Linked DNA regions of Homo sapiens: region 1 is linked to region 2. Evidence: chromatin loops called from intact Hi-C (ENCODE). Cell type or tissue: MCF 10A. All regions are shown on one strand.

Region 1 (5,000 bases), 240 kb after region 2:
CCGGATATCTTAATCGTTGAGAAGGACCACGTTGTCTATCTCTTCATCTAAGCACTGGACTAATCCCAGCCTGTCAGACATCATGCATCCCATTTTCCTTAGGAGTGCAGTACTGCTTTGGGGAACAATTCGTTACTGATGGAATCAGTGCTGGAGGAATTTAAGGAATAAATCGCACCACTTGTCATCAGCTTTAAGCATTAAAGTGCAGTGTAAAATAAAGCTTTGGCTCCAGAGCGAGCTTTCACACTTCTGGTCCAACAGGTCACGGGCACTAATTCTTGCTAAAGCAGCAACTACATCTGAGAGTACTGGTAGGTGCAGGAGGTAGGAGTGGCTGCTTAAATAGTGTTCTCTGAAGTTAGATGGCATCTTGCATATTGGTACCACATGCAGGGGAAATGAGTGTGATGGATTGTGTCAGGGGAGCTTTACATAAGGAGAATTGCATAATTGTAGAATTCATACATTTCTGGGGCTGCTTAGGATCCCATTTCAATGCTCCACTACAGAGGCCAGACCGCAGACTGCACTAGGAGGAAGTTCCTGATTTTTCCTTCACCATGGATGTATCATGGACTGACTGTCTCCCCATTCAGACTTCTGGAGGCCTTCCTTGCCCCATTGCAGCCCCTGACTCCTCTTCTCCTTCCCCTTTCACAGTACCCGCTGATCCTGCCCACTCTTAAAATGATTTGGGTGGCTAAACTGTTTTGGGAGGATCCTCAAATTTGTGGTCTTTATTGTGATGTCATGTCAGCCTCTGAGAGACAGAGCTGTTTGGGAAACCAAGTCAGGAAAAACGAGCCATTGTATCCATTTCATAAATGAAGACAGAGTGGTCATTGTTTGATCTTGCTGAGAATTTCTAGCGCTGTGAGAGAAGAAAGTCATAGAGTTATCAGAACTTTGAGGCCTTTGGTTGCATATGGAGTTTATTGGATATAGATTTTTTGTTGCTTGGTTTTTCTCAGTCTAAGTGATAATAAAAATGATAACTAACATATACATAGCACAATGCCTGGCATTTTCAACATGTTTTCCATCTACTGAGATATTTAACTTGCCAAGCCATCTTAGGTATACAGTTACAGTAGTCCTCTGCCTTATCTGGTTTCAGTTACCCACAGTCAACCACGGTCCGAAATATTAAGGGGAAAATTCCAAAAATAAACAACTCATAAGTTTTAAATTGCATGCAGTTCTGAGTAGTGTGATGAAATCTGGTGGTGTCCCACCCAGCACGTGGACCATCCCTTTGTCCATGGTGTCCATACTGTGTATGCTACTTGCCCATTAGTCACTTAGTAGCAGCTCCATTATCTGATAGAAATCGATCGTATATATAAGGTTGAGTACTACCTGCAGTTTAAGGCATCCACTGGGGGTCTTGGAACATATCCCTAGTGGATAAGGGAGAATACTACCCCTCCTTTTTCTGACAGAGGATCTGAGGCACAGCAAGCTTAAGATGCCTGTCAGTGGTCACGTACCAGTAAGTGGAAGCTTCAAATCCAGGCACCCTTGCTCCAGAATCTACGTTCTAACCTCTTCAGTGTTACTCGAGTCTCTTTCCATGATCCCAAAGCACATCTTAAATAGTCTCCCTTAGAACAGAAAAGTAACAAAGTGAAGAATTAAAGCTGAGATTTTAAAATTGTCTCACACATTGTGTGCTAAAAGAAAAACTGATTTTAGAGCTAACAATGAGCATAATAAGAGGCAATGTGTCATCAAATCTGTAGCCACAGACACATTGGCAGGAATAACAAAAAACTATATATTCAATGGACTAATGAACTAAAGCAAGTCAATAATTCTCAGTAAATAAAACTTTTAGTGATGCCTATCACTTAATCTAAAATGATTTTTTAATGTTTTTATTTTTTGCTACTCTTAAAAGTATAAGCTTAATCACCGGGTGTGGTGGCTCACACCTGTAATCCCAGCACTTTGGGAGGCAGAGGTGGGCAGATCACTTAAGGTCAGGAGTTTGAGACTGGCCTGGCCAACGTGGTGAAACCCCATCTCTACTAAATTAGCCAGGCATGGTGGCGCATGCCTGCAATCCTAGCTACTCTGGAGACTGAGGCACAAGAATTGCTTGAACCCAGGAGGCGGAGGTTGCAGTGAGCGAAGATCGTGCCACTGCACTCTAGTTTGGACAACAGAGCAAGACTTCATCTGAAAAAAGATAACATAAGCTTAAATGTTCTGGAAAATGTACGTAAGAATCACAAGATAGAGGGTGCCATTATCTCATGGAAATCAAAATCCGTTGATCTGCAAATGAAAGAAAATTATACATATTTGAACATTTGAATCTTAAGTACCCAGGGATCCCAGTGTCTTTTTATATTGTTAAAATAATTAGATTTCTGATAAGTAAATTGTTAAAGTAATTAGACATTGTAAGTAAACGGAACAAAGACTTGATAAACGGGACAACTAGTGTGTTGGGAGAATGCCACCTATTGGCGATGTAATGTACTACAGCACAGGTAATTTCTTGACTACTCAGGTGTAGAAAGATGGTTTTAAAACATGAGGTCCCAAAGGAAACAGAAGGTGCCACAAAATAAATTGAAAAATGTTAACAAAGTTTAATGAAACACGAACATTGATCAACATACAGAGGCATGGTCCTCTCAGTGTTGCTAAGAGAGCAGTTTGAAGAGACAGACTTACACATCTGAATCAAAAATTCTAGTTCTGGGACTGATGAAAGAGCAAATGGATTTTGTTTAATGCCTATTGAATAAAAGAATAAAGCACAAAGGCATGATGTGAATAGGCACTTAGTGAGGATCTGTTGAGTCAAAGCAATGTCAGTATGTATCCAACTTCCTTTGAGAAAGGTAGACTGTGCTATAGGGGAATAGAAGATATTTGTCAGTTATTCATACTCCTTTAAATAATGCTAGGAAGAATTATCATTACTGTATATAAATTATATACAGCTTGTGGTTTATAAGAAGAGATAAGTAAATGATCTGAAATGAAATCTAAATTATTTATAACTTACCTGTTTTCAGTTTTAGTTAAATTACTTACATGTTCTTTATTTTATTATTTATTGAATGCCTACTATGTACTAGGCAAACAATTCTGGAACAGGTGTAAAGTTGTATTTAATGAAATGCATAATTAGTATAATTTATTCCTAAATATTATGTATTTTAAATCTGCAAATGATACTTTAATAAATTCACCATTTGCTGTGACAGAAAATTTTTCAATCCTTCCTAATATCTAACCTACCCAAGTATTCATATCATTTTGCAAAAGTAAAGAATTTGGAATGTCTTCAAACAATTCGGCTAGTGATTTCTTCCATATCTGTGCATGGCTCTTAGACGCTCCCAAAGATCTCAGGGCAAGAAGTTTCGTAATGCCCTTGGAGGTGTGAAGGAAGACAGGGATTTGACTCATGGACTAAACTTGAAAAAATATTGTAACTGGGCCATAGTTGCAAAAGGCCTGTCAGCAGTCACGGTTTAAAGGCTTTTCCAAGAAATATGTTTCCAAAGAATGTTAATAATCACTTTGGAACACCCTACTTGTGAAACAATGAGTGGTCACTGCCTTTGGTTTAGGCAATCCAGGGATCTCTTTCTGCTTTTGGTCCTGGCTCTGTGACATTGCACTGGGCACATTACTTCAACCTCCTTTATCCAAAGTTGAGACCTCTTCGTGAGGTTATGATAATTAATACAATCACTATGAAAGCATTTATCATTTCAATCATAGATCCTGAACATTATAATTAAAGAAACAATAACCGCTAGTCACTTACAATGGAAAATTAAAATCAAACTAGAAAGATACAAAAGGAAATCGAGTGGCCGTCATGCGGGCACAGAGAATATCTATAAAACAGGCAAGCGTTCCAGTTCTGTGGGACTGAACTCTTGGTATCCATGGAACTAGATTGAATGGATGTTATATGAAATGGCCAGTAAGCCAGTTATGTTGTTCCTCATTGAAAGGACTCTTGGCCCGGCACAGTGGCTCACGCCTGTAACCTCAGCACTTGGGAGGCCAAGGTGGGCAGATTCTGAGGTCAGGAGTTCGAGACCAGCCTGGCCAATATGGTGAAACCTCATCTCTACTAAAAATACAAAAATTACCTGGGTGTGGTGGCGTGTGCCTCTAGTCCCAGCTACTCTGGAGGCTGAGGCAGAAGAATCGCTTGAACCCGGGAGGTGGCTGTTGCAGTGAGCCAAGATTGTGCCACTGCACTGCAGCCTGGGCAACAGAGCAAGACTCCTTCCCAAAAAAGAAAAAAGAAAGGACTCCTGTATTTATTTAGAAAGCTTTCTCTCACCCCTCCCAAAGAAAGGTTGAAAATACTTTTACTACTCTCAAAAGATTATTGCAAAATAAAATTCATTAGTGAATTCAAACTGAAAGTAGCTCTTTGATGTAATGTGATCCGTATGTTAATTTCCTCACTTGAAATCCTAGTGATTTCTTCCATATCCATGCATGGCTCTTACATGCTCAAGAGGGTTAAATGTGATAATGCATGGGAGAGGATTGGCCTACAGTAAATGCGCCATAGCGAAAGGCGTTAGCAATTATTATGAATCAAATCCAGTTCTAGGAAATGAGTCAACGTTCATCATGCACTGCTCCCTGGTTATCCAGTGCTAGAAGTCTCTTTGAAAGGGGCCAAGAATCAAAGACAATGAGGGATAGGAGGGTGTTCAGGGAATTGCACAGACCCGAATACCCCTGTGTACTTGCAGAGAAGCTCCACCTGTGCCCGGCCAGGCTCCTACAGTGTAAGTTAGGAAGTCAAAGAGAGGCTTTATGCACACAAAGGACCATTATGTTGAGTTGTTTGTTTGTTTGTTTGTTTATTTTGAGACGGAGTCTCGCTCTGTCGCCCAGGCTGGAGTGCAGTGGCACGATCTCGGCTCACTGCAAGCTCTGCCTCCCAGGTTCACGCCATTCTCCTGCCTCAGCCTCCTGAGTAGCTGGGACCACAGGCGCCC
Region 2 (5,000 bases):
TCCAGATGATTCCAAGCCAAAAGAAATTTTTTTTTGGCAAAGAAATATAAGAAGTTTTTAATAACAATAGGCCCGGAGAATCTCCAGTGCTTATAAAGTGACTACTGTAGCTGGGAGGTGAAATGGGAATAATGATTAAGTGCTTGCTTTCTTTGGATGTCTCAGTTTGCCTAAGTGAGCATAATTTAGGTGACTGTGTGAGCATCTGTGTGGCAGCTGCTGGTGCTACAAGTTAATGCCAGAGAAGACAAAATAGTTGGCACACGGATTCTAATTTCATGATTGTACCAGGAGCCAGAAAAAGGAGGAGTTTATATTCTTTTGAAGTGGGAAAATGTTGTCTCTTTTTTTCTTGGGTTTCACACACTTGAACACACAAAGTATCCTCAAGATATTTGTAAGCATTTTCCGACAACTTAGATTATAAGCTGATTTGTTTGTGCTACTGTGAAAAAGCAAATCAAACTAGGTGAATTTTCTCTGCTGGTGAAATCAGGATTCTGTTGTTTTTTTTGAATTTCTAAGGTAGACTCCCAGATAACTTTAAAATGTCCTGTAAGCATTTAAAGGAGGGGTTACTGAAGTGTTTAAGTAAAGTTTGATTGGAACACAGCCATGCCCACTCATTTACATATTGTTTTTGACAGGCTGCTTTCCAGCTAAGCGGGTCCACAGAGTTGAATAGGAATAGAGTCCTTTTCGCCTACAATCCTAATATAGTTACAATTTGGCCCTTTGTAGAAAAAGTTTGCTAGCCCTCGATTTAAAGTATTGACTGATAGTAGCATCCTATTGGATGTCATTTTGCAAGGTGCCAGAAGGTCTGCTTGGCCACTAGGACATCTTGCCATTTCAGACAACATGTCTTGATCCTCCAGGGTTAGAACCACCGGTGAAGGAGAAACTGTCCTGGAAAACCATTTGAAAAGAATGGAGGGCTTTCTCCTCCAGAGGAATAATTTTTCTTCTTCTAAGTGAGATGACCAACCCAGCTGATGGGTTCAAGTCCTAATTTTAGCTTTCTTTGATTAAGTGGCATTTATCTCAAAGATAACTTATTTGAAGGGCTGTCATGTGGAAGAGGCATTAGATTGTGAGGCCATGGGGAACCAAATTAGGATTAATGTGTGCAAGTTACTGTGAGGCCAGATTTCAGCTCAATAAAAAATAGTACTTGCTGGGAACTGCCATAACTATCATGTGCTTTTGTGGGTAATGAGCTGCCCGTCACTAGAGATTTTCAAGTAAAGGTTACACGACCACTTGATACGTGGAATGCAAACAGTGGATGAGAGATGGTTGCGTTAGAAAACCTCTGGGGCCCCATTCCAACCCTGAAATTGGAATGGCTTCTTTGGTTAAAGTTCTTTGTTTCCAAGCTCAGCTTATGACCACAGTTTTAATTTGTTGAGGGTCTTATAGAGGCATCTTGGGATGATTTTCTGAAAATATAATATTAGCCAAACCAAAGCAGTATAAAGAGAGACAAGCTTTTCTGGTGGGCAAAGATGGTATAAAAAAGGCTGGCCCAGAGCCTCTCTCCCCTTTGGCCACTCCAGTCATGGAGTGGCGTCAGAAGGGCACTGCTTCTTGACGGCCTTAAAGCCTGACAGATGACTGGCTGTCTTCAGCTACTGCTACCATCTTTGCTTTCTGCCTAGTCTCCTGGAAAGAGGAAGGACCTGGCTAGGGGCCTATCGCAGATGTAGCAATCAAAACAGTGTGTGTCTTGCAATTTGCCAGAGAGTTCAGGTTGCGATCCAGCAGTGAAGGGCAGGTCTGGGTGAAGCAGAACTGCACAGAGACAGTGCAGTTCTGCCGTCATAGCACAAAAGCAGCCATAGACAGTACAGAAATGAATGAGGGTGGCTGTGTTCCAGTAAAGCTTTATTTACAAAAGCAGGCAGCAAGCTGGATTGGGTCCCTGAACTGTAGCTTGCTGACCTCTGATAGAGACGTTGAAAGTTAGAAGTGTGTAGAAAATGCCAGTTTCAATTCTCTCAAGTTTTGGAAAAACTGAACTGAACTGGACTGAAATGGCATGTCCGGAGTCACACCGTGGTTGAGCTGGGATTGTAAACCAGGATATACTTTTAGTCTAGGGCTTATTTTGTGATACCACATAGCCTCGGCTGTGTGGTCAGGTGATAGCATTTCGTTTTTAAGAGAAGGCCACGCTAATGAAAGAAAGCTCCATCCCCAGTGGCTACTCCAGGTGGTCTATGAATAGAGACAGTGAGAGCCCAAGGGTGTTATTTTTAGGGAGGCAACCATTTATCCCTGTGACCTGGCTTACCCCTTTAAAGATGGGCCCCGTTCACAGGAAAACAAAATATATGTTGCCTAAATTCTTATGGAGAAATAGTGCCCTGGAGTTGTGAAAAAGAAATGGGCTCCCGCAGCTGCGTCACAGCATTTGATCACTTCAGCCGAGAGTGCCAGGAGATTTGAGACAGATGTTTTCAGACATGCCGCATGCCTAAAACATTTCCAGGGGTCGGGCTGCAAATAGTGACTTAATAAGTGGAGAAACAGGGAAAGTATGCAAGTTGAGGACACAAGAGTTTATTCACCGCTAGGTGCACGGCCAACCCCTTTGCATTACATCTGCCTGTCAGGGTTGGCTCTTTAATCTGTCGTGCCCTCGGTATTGCTCTTTGTCTGCCCGTGAATAAAGTGCAGCATTGTGGTTAGTAATCCCACTCCAGTGACTCGACTTCAAATGTGGTTTTGGAGTGCATCCCAGAGTTCTGTTTGCTAAGCTTCCTACTCCTGTTTCAGAGACACCACTGAATACAGAGCAGCGAGCACTGAAGGCTTCCCTCTTTCCTTAAACCTGTCGGGTTGTGGGCTCTCTCTTTTCCCCTCTTGCTCCTTTCTTTTCTTTTTTTCTGTTTTTTTAAACCTTCCAAGGCAAGTTCATGGATACTAAGCTGATGTGTTTGTTGTTCTTTTTCTCCCTGCCTCCGCTCCTAGTGAGTAACCACACTGGCCGCATCAAGGTGGTCTTTACTCCGAGCATCTGTAAAGTGACCTGCACCAAGGGCAGCTGTCAGAACAGCTGTGAGAAGGGGAACACCACCACTCTCATTAGTGAGAATGGTCATGCTGCCGACACCCTGACGGCCACGAACTTCCGAGTGGGTGAGTTCCTCCACGGTCCCTAACTGTCCTTACTGAGTCGAGTTTTATGAGATTGTAGCATTTAGACACCCCCTCCATTCACACTGCTGTCTGCTTCAATGGGTGTCTGTCTATGAGTACGAGTATGTTTCTTTCATGGGATCTTTTAAATTGCTTTTGGAATAATTTTTAACCTGATTCTTGGTTTCTTAGGGGAATGGCAACTAGAATATTTTCCCTTATTGCTTAGCATTTACACAGCCATGTGGTAATGGGAATATATATAGTAGAAGAGAAGAGAGTAGGTTTTAGATTTAGACCCTAAGGCATGACTTGTGCTGATAAGCTTCAAATTTTATCAGCCCAGTGATAAGTGGAATTTGTCTTAGATTTGACTCATGTAATAAATTTTGGAAGGTGGTGATGAAATTTGAAGTTTTTACTTCAAAAATAGCCAAGCTCTAAAACAAAACTCCGAGGATTGTCAAAAACCTGTACTTGGTTGTAGAAAAGGATACAGAGTTGCATCTTTTGCCACGTTTCTGCTCCGTCTCACAAGACTGAATATAAATTGATATATAACGTGGATTTGGGGAAGACAGACTGGTAGATTACTCTCAGTACTCCTTTTTTACGTGGATTTGGGGAAGACAGACTGGTAGATTACTCTCAGTACTCCTTTAAGTTAATTTAAATATGAAGTAGTAGTTGCTGTCTGCAAGAAAGCCTTGTTGGTTCATTTTGAATTTTTGTTTTTTACTTTTTTGCAAATGGAGAAAGGATTGTGGTCCACGGAATGCTGTCATGTTGCCATGTTGTCATGCAATACAGTATTTTTGTCGCAGAAAAATGTCTTTTATTATTTTTTGACCAATTATGGTTTGCCATGTGTACTCAAATAATCGCAGACACCCACGTTACTTTCTGAGTTACTCACAAGAATAACCCAAATGTCAGACAGATAATAACACTGGCTAGATCTGGTCTTTTTATGGAATATTGCTGTTTAGTCTTGGAAGTGTGTGTCTGGGGGGGTGGTAGGAGAAGGGGTGTCTGTGTCAAACTGATTTACATCAAGACAAAATAAAGGGACAGCTTGAAGTTCTTATTAGATCTTTGATTATTCTGCTGTTTTATTGTGACTCCCAATCCTTAGGAGGTCAAAGCATATTTTTGATCGTCTGTACTTGGAAAAAATATGTGCCCATAGATACGATTTAAAAGGGCATTGTGAGTTTCCTGGCTATGATAGGGGTACTCTGGGCATAGTTTTTAAAAGAATTTAGCCATTAGGTGCCAAATGGCACATTATGCTTTGCAGGGCAGGGAGCCAAGTCTAATGGGAAGTGAACTGATGATCAGGAAACTGGATTCTGGTCCCGGTCCTGCCACTAACTAGCTAATCCGTAGGGCATGCCAGTTAATATTTCTGGGCCTCAGTTTTTCTCATTCATAAAATAAATGGGATTGTATTTAATGACCTCTAAAATTTAGTCCATCTCTAAGATCATATGACTTTTTATCAGCAATAAGTAATACTATTTTCTGGCTTAAAAAAATTTTTTTTTTTGGAGGGCCACAGACAAGGAGGGGAAAAGAAAAGGCAATTCCAGTAGACTATCATGAGTCTGATGGCTTTTCACCACTTTATCTTTCTTGGTTGCCTTCCTTACTCACTGCTCCTTTCCCTCCTTGTGTTTATTGTAAATCTTTACAGTAGCAATGACAAAATAATCAAATGGGTGGTAATTTTTTGGCTTCCAGTGTATTCATTTTGAAACTAAATATTTTGAAGGCTTTGAGAAACAGAGGAAGTCTACTTGTTGAAACACACCACACACTTTCCTTGCTGGCACTGAACCAGATGTTTAGGAACA

What was found. A loop is a pair of places that touch in the nucleus more often than their neighbours do. Peaks named below come from ENCODE experiments on the same cell type or tissue, not always from the same donor. Only the 100,000 strongest peaks of a DNase experiment are listed, where the experiment ranks them.
Region 1: it touches region 2 in a loop (5-fold over the local background); 8 of 110 quality-filtered maps call a loop at or near these places.

What each region holds. Positions count from the first base shown.
Region 1 is chr2:33,370,677-33,375,676 of GRCh38, forward strand. All of the region lies in intron 31 of LTBP1 (latent transforming growth factor beta binding protein 1), which reads left to right. Among named protein-coding and RNA genes, the nearest start is that of MIR4430, 45 kb to the right of the region's middle. In MCF 10A, a CTCF peak has its summit at 2,477 (motif pointing left); DNase peaks (open chromatin) are centred at 2,475, 3,415 and 4,595.
Region 2 is chr2:33,131,817-33,136,816 of GRCh38, forward strand. It overlaps LTBP1 (latent transforming growth factor beta binding protein 1), which reads left to right. Exons shown (of 34, transcript NM_206943.4): 5 at 2,977-3,144. Among named protein-coding and RNA genes, the nearest start is that of LTBP1, 190 kb to the left of the region's middle. In MCF 10A, no CTCF peak of the experiment used is centred here; DNase peaks (open chromatin) are centred at 2,605 and 4,975.